2 separate regions of the Homo sapiens genome follow, and region 2 is linked to region 1. The links are chromatin contacts, found by Hi-C or POLR2A ChIA-PET in ENCODE. All regions are on one chromosome and are shown on one strand. The core of a region is the stretch at or near the end of the contact, and the rest is flanking DNA. Distances in the headings are between cores, read along the strand shown. Region 1 has its middle 7.1 kb from the start of ITGB6. Region 2 overlaps RBMS1 (RNA binding motif single stranded interacting protein 1).

Evidence for each region. Hi-C counts contacts between places; a loop is a spot of excess contacts on that map. ChIA-PET counts read pairs that join two places held with the same protein, here RNA polymerase II (POLR2A). Pooled maps may share reads with other maps.
Region 2: a map of PC-9 shows a loop between it and region 1 (3-fold over the local background). The contact joins two enhancer-like sites. A Hi-C loop is called at or near these places in 1 of 168 maps with a recorded cell type or tissue (PC-9), 2 of 37 single-sample maps with no recorded cell type and 4 of 50 pooled maps. POLR2A ChIA-PET finds 5 or more read pairs at or near these places in 2 of 52 experiments (CD4-positive, alpha-beta T cell and activated CD4-positive, alpha-beta T cell).

The regions. Positions count from the first base shown.
Region 1 is chr2:160,205,159-160,209,664 of GRCh38, reverse strand. No RefSeq gene overlaps it. Among named protein-coding and RNA genes, the nearest start is that of ITGB6, 7.1 kb to the right of the region's middle. RefSeq lists an enhancer at 7-96. Within about 2 kb of position 1,449, at least 29 of the 41 ENCODE cell types and tissues checked have a DNase peak (open chromatin) inside an H3K27ac peak, as active enhancers do.
Region 2 is chr2:160,394,302-160,399,022 of GRCh38, reverse strand. All of the region lies in intron 1 of RBMS1 (RNA binding motif single stranded interacting protein 1), which reads left to right. Among named protein-coding and RNA genes, the nearest start is that of MIR4785, 11 kb to the left of the region's middle. Within about 2 kb of position 1,647, at least 4 of the 41 ENCODE cell types and tissues checked have a DNase peak (open chromatin) inside an H3K27ac peak, as active enhancers do.

The sequences.
Region 1 (4,506 bases), core at 200-2,699:
CAGACCTTTCTGGTTCTACCATGGAATGCTTTTTGCAGAGTTATGACTCCTCATGACCCTCCAAGTTGTTAGAGCAGATTAGAGCTCCCGATGACTCTGCTGATGAGCAGATGGTATTCTCTCTCTGAAACAGCTGGAGAACCCTGGTGGTGATGGTGGGGTTATTGATTCAGGGCCTCAATAACTGCTAGAGTCATCGTTGATCCCTTGATTTCTCTCCCTCCCTATGAGGAATCTGTTTGTAAATCATGTCTATCTTGGAAATATATCCAGAATCCAAACACTTCTCACTTCCTCCTTTACTCCCACCATAGACCAAGCTGTCATAATCTCTGCTGAAACAGCCTGCAATAAGGCCCCCCAGCTTCCATCCTTATCGTCTTATAGTCTGTGCATACTTGCCACCTTATAAGCTACATCATGTCCAACCAAAACTCCATAAAAGCTTCCCTTCTCACTCAGAATACAAATCTGGAGCCCTGACCATCGCCCCCCCGAACCCACCCCTCCTTCATGAGCTGCCCTCTTCCCTTTGCCTGTCTGGCTCATCTCCTCTGGACTCCTTGAGTTCACCTACTCACTCTGCTTCAGCCTCGCTCGCCACCTTGCTTGTCCACAAACCATCCCGTACCAGGACCTTGCACTTGCTCTTCCCACAGGCAGGACTGCTTGTCCTCCAGAGAGCCCTGCGATGCCCTCCCTCCTTTCCCCAAGGCTATGCCTAAACACCACCTGAGCAGAGAGGCTTTGCTGGCCACCCCACCTTGGCCACTCTCTGACCCCTTGCCATCCTTTATTTTTCTCAGCATTTGTTACCATCTGACATCTTTATTTGTTCGTGTGTTTCTTGTCTGTCTCTCCCACTGGAATGTAAGCTCCATGAGGCAGAGACCCTGTCGGTTTTAATCAACACTGTGCTCTCAGAACAGTGCCTGGTCCATTGTGGGGTCTCCACAGGCGGCTGCTGAAGCAATAAATGAGTAAATGAAAAAAGAAGGCTCAGCAGCTCTGCAAGCTGTGAATGAGTGAACCACTCGGCAATCAGTGTTTGTTCATGTGACGTCTTGCTATTTGTTTCACAGATAGGAAAAAGGGGCCTAACGAGTCTAGTTCTCAGAGTCAATTCAGAATAAATTCACATCCAATGGTATTTTTCTGGAAAATCTCGTCTTTGGATTTATTCCACAAACTAAAAGACAGAAAGAGTTCAATTCTTTTAGACTTCAATATAATTTCTGAACCCTGACTGCATGGGCCTCTGGAGCAGGCCTAACTCACAGGACAGGCTCCCTGTAGCTGGCAGTGTGACTGCCAGGCTCCAGAGTAGGGTGGGGTGTGGGTGGTAACTGTGAAGTGCCGGGGCTGCCTGTGGCTCAGAGGCCGGAGTTCATCCTGAGTCATCTCCCGACCACAGGAAATGCCCACAGTCGTGCTCTCCTGGACTCAATGCCAGGCCCTGGCTCCTGACCAGCAGGCTCAGCTTCCCCTGAAGGGCCAGGCAACATGTTTTGTTTCATTTTGTTTTTAAGTGATTTGTACTGACTTTAAAGCAGAGAAAGATGGTACAATCCAGGACCACATCTTTGTCTCATTTTTGGCAGCCAATGATCTACAGGATAAGCAACAAACAAACCCAAAAGGAAATCACTAGACACAGAGCTAGAGCTGGAACCAGAGCCCTGAGATAGACAGGCGAACATATTTTTCAAGTTCCTCGTGGAATTTCACTTCTTGTTGGCATCTTTTTGATGATTCTTTGTACATCTCTTATCTACCAGGAGGCGGTTTGCAGGGTGATTCTGAACTCAGGTGGGAGGGTAGCGATCTGTCTCCAGGGCCCTGTTTTCTGAGCAGTGAGGGAAAGTTGTGTAACTTTTCCATGCCTCAGTTTCCTTATCTGGTAAATGAAAATAGAATAGTCCCCATTTTATTGGGGCCTTGTGAGAACAAAATAGGGCTACCCTAATACAATATTGAATGATGCCGGGCACTTGGTAAGTTCTCACTAAAATGAGCAACAATAAACATGCATCCCAAGTGAAACCAAAGGAGGGTTTACAGGAAACTGAGAGAGCTTCAACCTAGGCTCCAGTGTGCACAGGTGCCTGGGAGTATCTGGGAGCTGCGGGTGGCTCCAGGTGGGATGGAAGCCAGATTACCATCGGGAAGCGTTTTTTAGAAAGCATTTCTGGTGAAGTGCCTGAGGTGATGTTAAGAAACAAAGAGACTGGAATTTTCAAGCTTTCAGTAATCTGTTGTCATGGGTTTTCCCCCCTGATTTGAAATAAATATACACTTTCACACATGATTTATTTCCAGTTTTGCATTTCTTTTTTTTTTTTTTGAGAGATCTCGCTCTGTTGCCCAGGCTGGAGTGCAGTGGTGCAATCTTGGCTCACTTCAACCTCTGCTCCTGGGTTCGAGTAGTTCTCCTGCCTCAGCCTCCCAAGTAGCTGGGACAATAGGCACGTGCCACCATGCCTGACTAATTTTTGTATTTTTTGTAGAGATGGGGATTCACCATGTTGGCCAGGCTAGTCTCGAATTCCTGACCTCAAATGATCCACCTGCCTTGGCCTCCCAAAGTGCTGGGATTACAGGTGTGAGCCACCACATCTGGCCTGCATTTCTTTTCTTAAAGAAGGCCTCCCAAAAGGTATAATCTTTAGGCCCCACAAAACCTGGACTCATCCCAAAATGGTGTAATGAAATCTTCGCCATATTACTGAAAGGTGGATATTATCCCTTTTTCATAGTCTCAAAAGTAAAGTGTTCAGAGATAAACACTCTCCCCACAGATAGACAGGAGGACCTGGCAGGACTGCAATTTTGAACCCAGGACTCCCTACGTCCAAAACCAAACTCTTCCCACTACACTCAGCTTCCTCCCATTATGGGCATCATGATGGCTTTAAAAAGTAAGTGCCGGACTCAAATGGATATCCCTATGCCAATGTTCATCGCAGTACTCTTCACAAGGGCCAAAAGCTGGAAACAGCACATCCATTGACAGATGATTAAGCCATCAAAATGTGGTATATCCATACAGCGGAATATTATTCAGCCTTTAAAAGGAAGGAAATGCTGACACATACCACTACATGGATGAACCCTAAAGACATTATGCTAACATGAAATAGGCCATTCCCACAAAAGGACAAATATGTTTCCACTTATGTGATGCACCTGGAGTAGTCAGACTCATGGAGACAGAAAGTAGAATGCTGGGTGCTGGGGGTTGGTGGAGGGGAAATGGACAGTTATTGTTTAATGGGTGAAGAGTTTCAGTTTGGGCTGATGAAAAAGTTCTGGAGATGGTCAGTGGTGAGGATGGCACAACAGTGTGAATGCTCTTAATGCCACCAAATCATATACTTAAAAATGGTTAAAATGCTACATTTTATGTTATGTAAATTTTACCAAAATAAACAAAAAAGGAAACTCCAGCCTAGAATGTAAGGCCTAGGCCACAAAACATTTCTTTAGCACTTAGCATCCTGTGGGCATTGTGAACAAGGATGACAGGAAAGTCTTCTTTAAGGGAATCTTTCTGAAGGTCACAAAAAAAGGAACAACTGTATCTACTTCCAGGTTGCTTGCTCCCCCTGTTATGTACAACCACAAGTCAGCCACAGAATTCTGCAAACAACCCACTGTGCAAGGCTTTGGAGCTACCTCAGAGTGAGACCCAGAGACAAAGCAGCCATTTACCTTGCCTTCTTTTAGCTACTCGCAATGAAACGTTTTCACAGAAAGACACCTGGAGGTGGAAGACTTGTCACCGGTACTTCAGATGAAGCAGGTAGCACAGCAAGGCCCGCCCAAGAGCAGACAGCCATGACTAAAGTCCCTGGTTTCCAGTTGGTTCCCAGCCAGGTTGACTCAGGATTTCCTCTCCCAGGAGTGTTGTGAGGTGCCCCGGGGCAGGCCCAGCTGGGGCCTGGACTGTCTTTATTTGATGTGGATGAATGGCTGGGTCTGGGAGAGACTCAAGCTAACTGCAGTGACTCAGACACCGGTTCACTGGCTTCCTGAAGTCAGAGCACCGCTGAGGACAGCCCATTTCTAAGTCTCCGAAGTCAGGACCAGCAGAGGGGCGGAGTGCAGAAGCTCTGTGTCCCTGAGCTCTGAGCTGCTCTCTCCACCCCCTTGCTGCTTAGCTGAGGCCCCTTGAGGAGGTTCAGACTCCCACATGGAGTCACAGCCCCCTAGGCTGGGGTTCTGAGCAATCCGGATGGTAGGATTCCATCTAATGAATCTGACCAACCTGTCTGAAAATGTGGATGGTATGACAGAACCTTTGGATGTTAAAGAATGTAAGATCCTCTCAACCACCCACAAGTAATGGGAATTTGCTGTAAGAATACACATTGCTTTAAAAGAGACGGGATCCTGGGGAAAGCTAAGAGCCAGGCCTCCCAGAGATCCAAACTGGACAGGCATTTGGGATCCACGGCAGCTCTAGGCCTGGGCCGTGCTCCTTCCCCCCGGCAGAGTGAGTTTGTA
Region 2 (4,721 bases), core at 398-2,897, 190 kb before region 1:
AACAGAGGTCAATAGGAGCAAGCTTGCTAAAATGGGTGAGAGCAGAGCCTGAGTTTAGAAGGTATTGTCTCAGTTGAAATAAAGATGTAAAATGTGGCAGTGTGAATGTATTAAATAGAATGGATTCAAGATATTGTGTAGAAAGAATTGACAAGATTTGGCTGGTGACTGGCTGGATGGGGAGGGGAAGGTCTCGGGAATAGACCATCGTAGGCTTCTAGTCGTAAATGATTGGGAAAATGAAAAGTTACTGCAACCTTTTTTGCTCTGGGGCTCAGTGATGAGGAAAAACCCAGCCTTTCTATTACAAGGATTTTCCACATCATCATCATCATTATTATTATTACTGTTATTATTTTGCTATTAAAATAAATTGGAGAGGGATTGTTGAATTCTGATACTGGTGTCCAGACACCAGGGATACTTAATATCCTGCAGTGTCCAGCTCAGTTTCTCATAAGGAAGAATCGTCCAGCCTAAATGGCTAATCACACACCCCTAGTGAAAACCACTTTAAGAAGTTATTTTGGTTGGGGAGATGGTTGTAAGCATTTCTTTACCACTCCCTTGAGATTACCTTGAAGTCAGAGTAGAAGCTGCCTCACATGTCTGCATGGATTTTCGTGTTTGTCCTGGATCTTCTCAAACACATTGTTATATGGCAAATTTCATTCTTGGTAATATACGTCATTCATAATTATACAGTCACCTTTAATATCTATAGTCTAACAAGTACATTGGTTATATTAAAACATCTCCCACCTCAAAGGAATATGGAAGATGGGCAGATATAGTGGTGAGTGGTTTAGAGTATTCAGCCTACCAAAATAAGAGTTTCTGGGGGAAAGGCAGTGAGTTTGGTTTGGCCATTTTAACTTGTCCACATGAATTACACATTATTCTTCCCACTTGCCATCCCAGGCAGAAATTTCTAGCAAGCAGTTAGAGAACCGGAGCTCTGGGGAAGAAGCACAGAAACTTCTCAGATTTAATAGGTGGAGCATTGGGAATGGATTAAAGCACTCCGAGGAGAGAATGTGTCAAGACAAGAGATGGGACAGACTTCGGGGAGCACAGATTCTATATTGGGCAGGAGTAGGGGGGAGCCTTAGGCAAAGTAGGAGGAAAGAAGTGGCACAAAACTGAGAGAATCCGGAGAGTGTCACAGAAGCCAAGGAGAACAAAGTTTTAAGAAGAGGTGGTCAGCTCCATTAAATGTTGCCAAGAGGTCAAGAAAGACAAAAGCCTAGTAAAGGGCCATTGGAAATACCCATTGGGAGGTCTTTGTAAACTTTTAAAACAGAAGTCTCAGTGGAGTCCTGTGTGTGTAGTGGGGCGGGAAAGGAGGGTGGAGGCAGGGGTGAGGGAAGCACATTCCAAAGGGTTTAAAGAGTGAATGAATGAAGAGGGTGTGTCTTTAGGAAAGTCAGACGCCAAAGAGAGTTTTTTTCCTGAAAATTTCAAGTGACAGCCTAGAGACAAGATTATTTCAGCATCTGTGTTTGTAGGTAAAGCAAGGTGCTAGAAAAAAGAGGGAATATTTGGAAATAGGGCTTACTTTTATGAAAGGTTGAGGCAGGATTAGTCTTACAGGAAAGGGCTCCTCAGAAGTCTTCCTGACAGTGATTACAGGAAGGAGAAAATGGGTTATGCTAGAGAAGGCAGGAAGGCCAGTGAAGCTCACCTTTTTATGAAAGCTTAGGATTCAGTAAGGAGGCGAGGTTGTCTGTTCAGATTCTATAAAATAAAAAAGATGGGATTTTCAGTTTAAGGAGTATGACAAAAGATTTGGAATAATGCTCTTGGGAATTTGGTGAGCATTCAAACAGAAATGAGTGCAAGGATGACTCAAGCAGTAGTAAGGAGCCATGGGAGTTCAGAGGTACGAGTTGGCATGGTATCCTGACCCTCCACGAGCAATAAGTAAGGGAAAGCATCTGGATAATGGGTTTATATAGGGTTTGACATTGGTAAGATGAGTATGCTCTGAAAATTGAGAGCACTGTTCCAAAGGCTAAGGAAACGTGAAATCAAGAAAGACAATGAGCTTTTGGTATAGGGTGGGGCATGGAGATTCTGATAAGATCCTTCCGCCTAGGGGAAAGTCCCCGGACCTCGGTCAGAGAGTGCCACGTGCATGCGCAGGTAGACATTCCCTACGGCTGGGCGCGGTGGCTCACGCCTGTAATCCCAGCACTTTGGGAGTCCGAGGTGGGCGGATTACGAGGTCAGGAGTTCGAGACCAGCCTGACCAACATGGTGAAACCCCGTCTCTACTAAAAATACAAAAATCAGCCGGGCTTGGTGGCGCCTGCCTGTATCCCAGCCACTCAGGAGGCTGAGGCAGGAGAATTGCTTGAACCCGGGAGGCGGAGGTTGCAGTGAGCTGAGATGGTGCCACTGTACTCCAGCCTAGGCAACAGAGTGAGACTTCCTTCATCTCAAAAAAAAAAAAAAAAAAAAAAAAAAAAAGATAAAAAGAAAAGTCCCTGGGAGAGAGAGGTGAAACAGGCTGCTTCAGAGAGGAAGTTCTGAGGTAAAAGCCTTGAAGGTAGAATAGTCCTGGGATCCTTCCTTGTGGAGTTGTTTGGAGGATTAAATGAGATAGTACATATGGGTCTGTCTGGCACCTAGTAAGAACTGAGGTGGTTGTAATTATTAAGATGAAGTTCTTGTATAAATTACACCTCCCTCTAACTACTGTTGTAATATTTGTGTAAATCAAATCATATTTCAAACAGATTCCACAAACCATGAAACACAAACCAAAATAAAGTGTTAATTTTTTTCAACTGAACCACATGGCCAACGTCCATTTAAAAAAATTTCACTATCAAACCATTTCAAAACACAGGTTGCTTTTAAAGAAAAAAAGTTGGACATTGGTGTGGATCCCAGCTCTTATCACTCGAAGGGACATTTCTTAAACTTTCTGGGTCTTAATTTCCTTGGCAGCAAAACCAGGGGTAATAGTTACTCAGTGTTATTGAGATGATTACATGACATCATCTGGGTGACAGCACGTGGCACATTACCTGGCACAGGTACTCTGGATGCTTCCCTCCTTCCTTGGGGTGTCTCCTAACAGGTCAGTTTGTATACAAAAGAGGATTTTGGAGGAAGGGTCAAGGAAAGCCTACGGTTATAATCGTGGAAGAAAATTGTGATCATTCTGTTCACTAGCCGAAAATCCTTGTGATGAGAAAGACTTGTGAGGATTATTATATTTGTCCTTGCTTCTCAGGGTTAAGGGTCAAAAGAGTTAATGTAAGATAAAGTGCTTTATGATATGTAAACACTATGGAGATGTTATTACAGTTTCTGAAATAGATGCCCTCGACTATTATGTGAGCATTTTCCTTCTTTCAGCATCTGATTTTTTTTTTTTTTTTTTTTTTTGAGACGGAGTCTCGCTGTGTCACCCAGGCTGGAGTGCAGTGGCGCGATCTCAGCTCACTGCAAGCTCCGCCTCCCGGGTTCACGCCATTCTCCTGCCTCAGCCTCCCAAGTAGCTAGGACTGCAGGCGCCCGCCACCACGCCCGGCTAATTTTTTGTATTTTTAGTAGAGACGGGGTTTCACCGTGTTAGCCAGGATGGTCTCGATCTCCTGACCGCGTGATCTGCCCGCCTCGGCCTCCCAAAGTGCTGGGATTACAGGCGTGAGCCACTGCGCCCGGCCTTCAGCATCTGATTTTAAATTCAGAAGTTTATTGTTCAAAGCTGCTTTCCTTAATTGTGCTTACTAAGATACACGGATTCTATTAAAGGTTGAAAGTGTTCAAGGAATTAAAATACTCATTTTACAAAGAAACTTCGGAAACACTACATACTATGTAGTATTGTCCAGGAGAGTAAAAGTGTAAATTAGCAGTAAAAAGTCTTCAAGAAGTCCTACAGTGGAGATATTTGTCTGACTTCATGATTTGTTTTCCTAGAATTACTTGATCATGGAATAATTTAGTTTTAGAATATTTACTAATTGTGTTCTTGGAACAGTTTGGGAACCACTTATTTAAAAGAAGCTTTTGCATTTTAGTGTTGGAAAGGACATTAGAGATTATCGGGTTCAACCCCTTTAATTTACTCCTAAATAATTAAAATCCAGAAACATTGAGTGATTTGTTTAAATTCTCACAGCTTGAAAAGCTGGATCTTCTGACTTTTACTTAGTGCTTCACCATCCTACCTTAAAATCTTTGTTTTTCTAAGTATGGCACACACTTGCACTAATGTTTTTCTAATGAATGTTAAAGAGTGTATCTTTTTAAAAAATCATTGATAGAACTTCAGAATTGCTTTTATGTGAGGTTTAAAAAGTCATTCTCTGAACAGAGTAGGCCTTTAGCAATAGTAAGTTGCATGTTAACTTCAGGCAAAATAAACTAGTATCTGCCAACTCTCATTTCTTTTTTTGCTTTTAATTTCTCCTCTGTTAAGGTCAGTTTTTCCACCTGTTTTATTGCTTTTTAAAGCATTTACAAAGTCAAGAAAGCTGACTTGAGAAATCAATCTAGTTTAAAATGTCAGTGATCTGGAAAACTCACACATTCTAATAATGAATATTCTTTTGTCCTCTAAATTTGTTTTGTCTTTCTCATATAATTGGCTGTGGGTAGAAAAATTTGCATACTTTCAGTCCCTTCCTGCCTGACTTATTACAGCATGCAGAATTTACTCTGTGGTTTCTAGGTGTAAGTTCCTGTATAGAAGAAACCACAGT